3 separate regions of the Mus musculus genome follow, and all the other regions are linked to region 1. Evidence: chromatin loops called from intact Hi-C (ENCODE). Cell type or tissue: left cerebral cortex. All regions are shown on one strand.

Region 1 (2,500 bases):
AAAGAATGAATTTATGAAATTCCTAGGCAAATGGATGGACCTGGAGGGCATCATCCTGAGTGAGGTAACCCAATCACAAAAGAACTCAAGCATCTTCTAAAAGTCATTTAAAAGAGACCACACCGTTCCTAGGACCATGATCCTACTAAAGACTTTATAACAGTCAAGGATTTAGATTCACAGTCAGTATCCAGCAGTTCCTGGCTGTCATAGTACATGCTAAGAGAGAAAGATGCACAGTTGTCATGGGAAGCCATTAAGGGTGTGTGAGCAGCAGAAAAATGTGAACACACTCAGGACCAGATAACAAGATGGGAGTGGAGTTTGTGTGCAGAGGATTCTGCCTATGGTTGTATGTTCAGACAGCTCCAACCCCAGGGCCTCTGATCCTGCCTTCCCCACACCCACAGGCTCCCAGCCTATTAGGAAAACAGTATCAACCTTGCCGCCCAGGCTTCTGCAGCCTGGATGTGAATGTGAAATCTTGTCTGAACATGCTGAGCAAAAACAACAAGACTCAGCGAGAAATGGCAGGTCTGCCCTGGTTTCCAGTGGGGTCTGGTTTGCCTCCTGGTCTGGAGTGAGTGCCTGGTGTTGCACATTGCTTCGCCCTCTTTCCTTGGGTCCTTTGGGTTATTTATTTATTTATCTATCTATATCTCTTCAGCACGTTGTTTCTTTCCATTAAGGAGCTCCTTGGTGAACTGCACTGCACACATTCAACCTTCTCAGAGCACCCATTTTGTTTAATCTGTAGCATCAATAAATGGATGCTAAGGGTAGATGCGAGTAGATGGATGAATTCAGCCTGCATCCCAAGCAGGTGTGTGGTAGGGCATAAGGTAAGATGGGGACTTCAGCACAAGTGTGCCTTGCTTACTGCCTGTCTCTGGCAGAAGGGTCCTCAAGATATGGTGTGTATGGGCTTGGGTGGGGGGAGGGGGAGGGGCGGCGTTATAAGTAGAAATATGAGAGACTACTAGGTAAGGCTGTTGCCAGGGTAACATCCATCCCCACCCCCTCTCCCCTCACACACCCGAAGACTCCAGGCACAAACAGCTAGTTAGAGTCTGACCAAGGAGTCCTGGGGTTGCCCAGTCGGGTACTGCAAGAAATCTGATGAGAGACAGAGAACCTGTATTCACCTCTGCCCAACCCTGGACCCTGACCTACTGCAGAGGTGACCATGACCTTTACCATCTCTATCACCTCTGTGAGTGGCAGTTGCCCCCCACCCCCACCCCACCCCACTCAGACTCATGCTGAGAATGCGTCTTTGCTCGACCAGATCCAACGCCTCTGCGAGTGGGATTGAGACAGACTGCGAGTGTTCTTAAGAGTAGATTCCAGCAGAGTTGGAAGCTCCAACACCAGGGGAAGGTTCTGAGTCCGCGGCAAGCGGCACGTCCCCCTAATGGGCGTGGTCCGGACACCGGACTCCACAACCGGAGCCTTCAGGACGCTGGGAGGTCTGAGCTCAGGGCAGCATCAGAGGAGCGAGGAGCTGGACAAGGGCAGGCTTTGTGCGCAGCGGCGGGACTGTGAGTCCCCTAACAGGGTCCTAGCCCTGCCCTGCAGATTCCTGCGGTGCATCCTGGCAGCGATGGCTTCACCACAGCCCGCGTCCGCCCCCTTTCTCCTGGAGCAGACGAAAAGTCGAGATGGGAGAGAAGCGCGCTAACCTCGCCATGATTTGAGCATACTCTTGTTTCTTGAGAAGACAAAAGTAGGGACCCTTTTTCCTGTCATCTCACACACAGGGGCCTGGGGATGCTGCAGAGCTTGTTGCTTCTGGTCTCAGTCCAGCCTCCCAAAAACCCTCAGGAGTGAGGGTCCACATAGCTGACACACCTGAGTGCCTTTAAAGCTAAGCCAGTGGGACTCCGAGTGCTGAGCTCACAACAGGAATGAGGGGACTGAGAAGGGTCTAAGTTCCTCACTCCAGGACCCTGGTTTGAATCCACATCTACCAGTGCTCAGGAGCACGTGGCTATATTCATCCACTGCCTGGCTCTCGACACCACACCAAGTGACTCAATGTGATCTGGGAATCGAGTAGCTACACTGTTCCCTGAGATGTCTACTCTGAAGGAAAATATCCATAGAAGAGTGTGTGACCTGCCAGGATGGCAATTTGGAGACACGTGGTAAGGTCTTCCGTCCTTATTCTCCCTTCAACCAGTCATTTCAAGGAATTGAATTTCAAGGAATCCTCAAAAGTCAAGTATTAAACTTCACAAAAACAATTCCCTACAGTATTAGTTACACCAGATCAACTAAGAGGCTGGCAGCTGACCTGGTGTAGACTTACAAACAGTAGGCACAGGAAAGGTGTCAGGTATCTTGTGATGTGGGGAATCTTGTTTTAAGACAACACTGGGTGTTTCTTGTTGTAGATCTCTTGCTGATCCCAGCAAGCTGATGATAAGAGCTAAACTGGAGAAGTCGGAGTTCCCAAAGGTACACCGTGCCTATTAACACAACCCCAGCATTTTCTTAA
Region 2 (2,500 bases), 69 kb after region 1:
ATGATACCTCCCCAAAACGCGCGCGCGTGCGCGCGCGCGCACACACACACACATGCAGCATAGAATCCAAAATGTCATTAGTGCCAAACCTGAGAGAGGGAAAAAAAATGGCTTCATTCAGTCCCAGGGTCAAGGGTCAAGCTATAAACCAATGGACAGAGTCAACCAGAAGCAAGAGGCAGGGTCTGGGTAGCAGCCAAGAGCAGGCCACAAATGGGGAGTGAGGAGAAGGTAGGGTCTCAATGGCCCATTTGAAAATTGAAATCTTGTCTGTGTACCTGCAGAAATGTGCTTACCCCTGTGGGCCTGTTTCTGCACCTATGAAATGGACTTGTGGGTCCAAGATAAAGCAAATAAAGATGTTGGCACAAGGTAGACCTGCAGTAAAATCTTAGGTGTTGTTATCTTTGAGGCTTTTCAAGGTCCTGCTGTGGAAAGGTGAGACATCAGCAGGTGAGAACATGTGATCTCCAAGCCAAAGGAGGTTTCTGTTTGGGACTGGTTGCCATAGCTGGGGAAGGGGAGGGTGGGGGTGTCACTCAGTACCTCTCTCACACACAGCTCTCAGAAGAGAGTGAGGAGGTCACTATACCTTGAAAAGAAGCCAGAGGTGTCCAGGATTGGCAGTAGAAGCATTCCCAGACTTGGAGTCACCAGAGACAAGCTCTGTGTGACAGAAGTAGCTTCACCTCTCTGGGCTTTGTCTTACCTATCTGTGAAATGGAGACCCCGAAAGAAGCCACTGTCTATGAAATCCCTTATGGAGTTACCTGGGAGCCAAGGCAGGGATTTTATGTCTGTGTCTAATTCCGTTCGAGGCACATAAGATAGGCTAGTTGACTGAATGAATTGAGAGGGTGAATGAATGAATGAATGAGTAGATGAGCAAACAGACTACTACACTTTAAAATTCTTTCTTAAGAGAAGACTCCCCCTACCCCACCCCCAACCCCACCCCTACCTCTACCCCCACAAAATGGCAGCTACTGTTAGCCCATAAATTCTCTCTACTTCTCTGGGAGACAGCGCCCTCTAGAGCTCAGCGAAGAAACAGAAGTTGGATCCCTGTGGGAAGTGAGCTGGTCAGAGAGTGGGGCACCAGAGCTGAGGCCAGCCCAGCTCCAGAAAAGAAAACTGAACAGGAACCAGGAACTCCTATCCAAGCCCCTACTTTGAGGAATAAAGTTACACTAAATTAAAGCCTAACTGAAAGCTACTAGCCAAAGGGATGGATTTTCATAGCTCACCTGAACCTGCATTTTATAGGATCATAAGACATTAAAGCAGACAGCTTTTAGTATTGACCTTCTCTCCTTAAGTAAGCTGTCAGAAGGGTAGGAGGGGGCACTTGAAGGAAGGGGAGCTTCTCTCAGCCCCGCCTCAGCTTAAACAGTCTTCTGGGTCCTCTAGGGCCGTTCCCCAAGCCACCTGAAAGGCAGTGTGGCGTAGGGGTGGGGGGCATCATAGAAGCACTGTGTCATCCAATCAGAACTCAGCCATAGCTGGGTGTGGTGTCACAGGTCTATAGTCCCAGCTCTAATCCCAAGAGGATCTTGAGTTTGAAGTCACCCTAGACTAGATAGCAAGATCTTACCTTTTTAAAAAATTGATATAGAATATTTGCCTGGCATTGACATCCTGGGTTCCACTGAGTGTGCAGTGCACACCTGCAATCTAAACACTCCGAAGGTAAGAGCAGGAGAAGCAGGAGCTAAAGGTCTTGCTCAGCTACATAGCAAATCTGAGAACATCTTGGGCGACATGAGTCCCTGTCTCAGATAATCAAGGTGTAGGGAAAAGAACCTAACAGACAGTCCCAGGTCCCCCATCATCCATCATCCACCCTTGGGTCACCGTCTGGCTCTGTCCTCCATATCCTACTCATCTCCAGGGCCACACTTAGGAATACTTCTCTCTTCTTTTAGGAGAGAAATATCCAAGCAGAGCATCCCAGGCTCTAAAGAGCATGTCTTCCTGGTCCCAGCCACCACCCCAGCCCTGAGGAAGATGGTTTTCCTAGAGCCTGAACTCTTGGCCTCACATTCTTCATCCCGTCACCCCCACCTCCTTCTTGATCTCCCAAGCCAGGGCTGTCTTACTTCCCAGCCTCCCTGCCTCTACCTCTATATGTCGATGGCTGAGGGGAACAGCTAGACTTTGGAATGACTGTAAAACTTGCAGGATGTTGTCCAACTTGACCAGACACTGAAAGAGAACTGTTATAGAGAGGAGGGTAATCTTCAGGTTGGAAATTAGAGCCATCTAAGGAGCTGGTGAACACTGTATATGGCAAGCCAGCCTCCTCTGTGGGATGAGCGATGGGGACAGGAATCTGATTTTTCTAGTGATTCTCCTAGCCTGAGTCTCTCCTTGAGAGGTTAGTGGCTGATGCTGTAGCTGTGCTCTGCAAGGGCAGGGGGAGTCGAGAACTGTTCCACCTGCCCCCCACCCTTATGCCTGAGACAGGGCCTTGCTTCCAGAACACAGCTGATCTTGACCT
Region 3 (2,500 bases), 58 kb after region 1:
AGCTGGGTGTGGTGGTGAATTCCTTTCACTCTATCAATCAGAAAGCTAAATCAGGAGGATCATGAGTTCAAGGCTACCTGGGCTACATAGTGAATCTTGATCAAGAGGGAGAGGGAGAGGGAGAGGGAGAGGGAGAGGGAGAAGGAGAAGGGGAGGGGGATGAGGAGGGGGAGGGGAGGAGGAGGAGGAGGGAGAGGGAAGTGAGAAGGCAGGCAGGCAAACGAACGAACGCTGAGTCAATATCCTAAGAATGAAAGATAATCCTGTTTAACACTGCCGTTTCCCCCCTTTTTCTCCCTTTATAGTTTACACAGGAAAAAAATCTGAATGCAGCAGCAATAACAACTAAACTGTTGAGAACCTGTAAGATGAGATAAATGCCAAGTTTTGTGAGGACAAGAGGTATTTGAAGGTCTGCAAGTTAGTGGATCATTGTATTTATTGTTACACTCTGTTTCCGGTATTTGTTATTGCTATTGCTGTTAAGACAGGGTCTCATACAGCCTACACTGGCCTTGAACTCCTGCTCCTCCTGCTCCAGCCTCCCAAGTGCTGAGATTACAGTGTGTGCCACCATGCACAATTAGCAGAACATTTTTATACTACTGAGTTGCTGCCTGTACTTTCCGTAGGTGGAAATGCATATTTATAACACTTTGTGTTTCTTAGTGTGTATTCTGTTTCTATGTTATTGCAGGTGAAAATCTCTAATGAGTTTTCAGAATAATTCAGTGTTTATTGCTGAAAGAAGATAAAAGTGCCCTGTCTGATATGGCAAGGGCTGGGCAATCGGACCCAAGAGACTCTAATGAGTATAGTTCAAAAAATACTAGCACAGAGCCAGCTTAGGCCTCGGCTGTGGGGGGCAGCCCCTTAGGTTCCAGGGAAGAGAGAGCGGGCTCCCAGGAGCCATGGGGGCTGCCTATGAAGTGAGCAACTTGAGACAACAAAACCCATCTTCCTCCCCTAGACCTGCTTGGGAGATGATGATGATGATGATGATGATGATGATGAAGAAGAAGAAGAAGAAGAAGAAGAAGAAGAAGAAGAAGAAGAAGAAGAAGAAGAAGAAGAAGAAGAAGAAGAAGAAGGTAGAAGAAGAATGTTCTTGTTGTTGCTGATGAAGATGATGATTGGGGGGAGGTTGGTGGTGATGCTACATAAACCAAGATGGCTGCACCCCACTCAGACCCTCCCTCTGTGTGGATTCTCAATGGAAAATTGAGGGCTACAGAACTTCAACCCTCCTCCCCTAGACCTGCCTGGGAAATGTTGACGAAGATGTTGGCGATGTCGACAGTGATGCTACATAAACCAAGACAGCAGCATCCCACTCAGCCCCTCCCTATGTGTGGATTCTCAGTAGTAAATACACGGGGGAGGCATGAGTAGAACACTGGCGTGGTTTCCATTTATAAACGGCAGGGTTTTGCTGAAATATCAACCTAGTATGAAATCAGGGAGGAAGTGCCAACTAGAGCTTCCAAAAACACCCTATCCCCCAAAACGTGCCCTTGCAGGTCTGTGTCTTAAGCGACACAATGTTTCCTGCCCCCACATGTCATCCTGCCACACAGACATATGGAGATGTGTTTCATTAAGTTACCCTGCGTTCTTTATTATTAGACCACTCCCCTCTTTGGTTGTCCCTTATGCAATGTTAAAGCAATAAAGTGGCACTTTTCAGACATGCCACTGGGGACTAAGAAGCTCCATTTTCTGGCATTATTCTGGCCTGAAAAGTGCTTTATTTATTTTTTTTTTGTTTTTTTTTAATAATATTTCCATGGTTCTTCCCTCCCAGAAAGTTGGCAACTCATCCCCCATCCCCAACCCTACCTCTCAATACAACCAATGTTTGTCATTACTGTGCTCTTATTTTTAGCTTCTTTTACAAATGCAGAAAGCAGCCCTGAAATCACAAGCATGTGCCACAGGCTTGGGTTGTATAGATGGATTCTTGAGATTGGACGCAGGTCCTGATGCTGCACACACACACACACACACACACACACACACACACACACACACACACACCCAACACTTCACTAACTTAGCTGTCTCCCCAGCCCCAATAGTCTGATTTTAATCATCTCTAAGCGTCAATGTCAGCCAAAAGGTGCAACACTGCTCCGAGCACCTTTGGCCACACCAGGAGGAGCTGAATGTCCAAGTGGTAAGAAGAAAGAGCCACCTTTGCTCCTCCCTGGCCAGTCCACATCTACCATCAGCCGTCAGCCCTGGAAACTTTACTTTAGAGAGGCAGCCACAAGTAAGCATCCCCCAAGACCAAGGATCCAGAAGCAAAGCTCCTCGAGAAAGCAGTTAAGAATCCAGCAGCCTTAAGCTGTGAAGAGAGGCACAGAGAGCTCTAACGATAACCCGTACACCTCACTAAGGACACCTGTCCTGTAGACACTGGGACAGATGGCATTGCTCCAAAGAGCCAAACTGGACTACTTGCCTACACTGAGAACCTGGACAGATACATGCATGGAAT

The links. Hi-C counts contacts between places; a loop is a spot of excess contacts. Peaks named below come from ENCODE experiments on the same cell type or tissue, not always from the same donor. Only the 100,000 strongest peaks of a DNase experiment are listed, where the experiment ranks them.
Region 2: it touches region 1 in a loop (2.0-fold over the local background); 2 of 42 quality-filtered maps call a loop at or near these places.
Region 3: a loop joins it to region 1, with 2.3 times the contacts of the local background. A loop is called at or near these places in 2 of 42 quality-filtered maps.

Annotation. Positions count from the first base shown.
Region 1 is chr7:78,988,992-78,991,491 of GRCm38, forward strand. No RefSeq gene overlaps it. Among named protein-coding and RNA genes, the nearest start is that of Gm31213, 36 kb to the left of the region's middle. In left cerebral cortex, no CTCF peak of the experiment used is centred here; a DNase peak (open chromatin) is centred at 1,538; H3K4me3 peaks cover 366 bases.
Region 2 is chr7:79,057,709-79,060,208 of GRCm38, forward strand. All of the region lies in intron 1 of Acan (aggrecan), which reads left to right. Among named protein-coding and RNA genes, the nearest start is that of Gm26633, 5.6 kb to the left of the region's middle. In left cerebral cortex, a CTCF peak has its summit at 1,044 (motif pointing left); no DNase peak of the experiment used is centred here.
Region 3 is chr7:79,046,881-79,049,380 of GRCm38, forward strand. All of the region lies in intron 1 of Gm26633 (predicted gene, 26633), which reads right to left. Among named protein-coding and RNA genes, the nearest start is that of Acan, 5.1 kb to the right of the region's middle. In left cerebral cortex, no CTCF peak of the experiment used is centred here; a DNase peak (open chromatin) is centred at 1,373.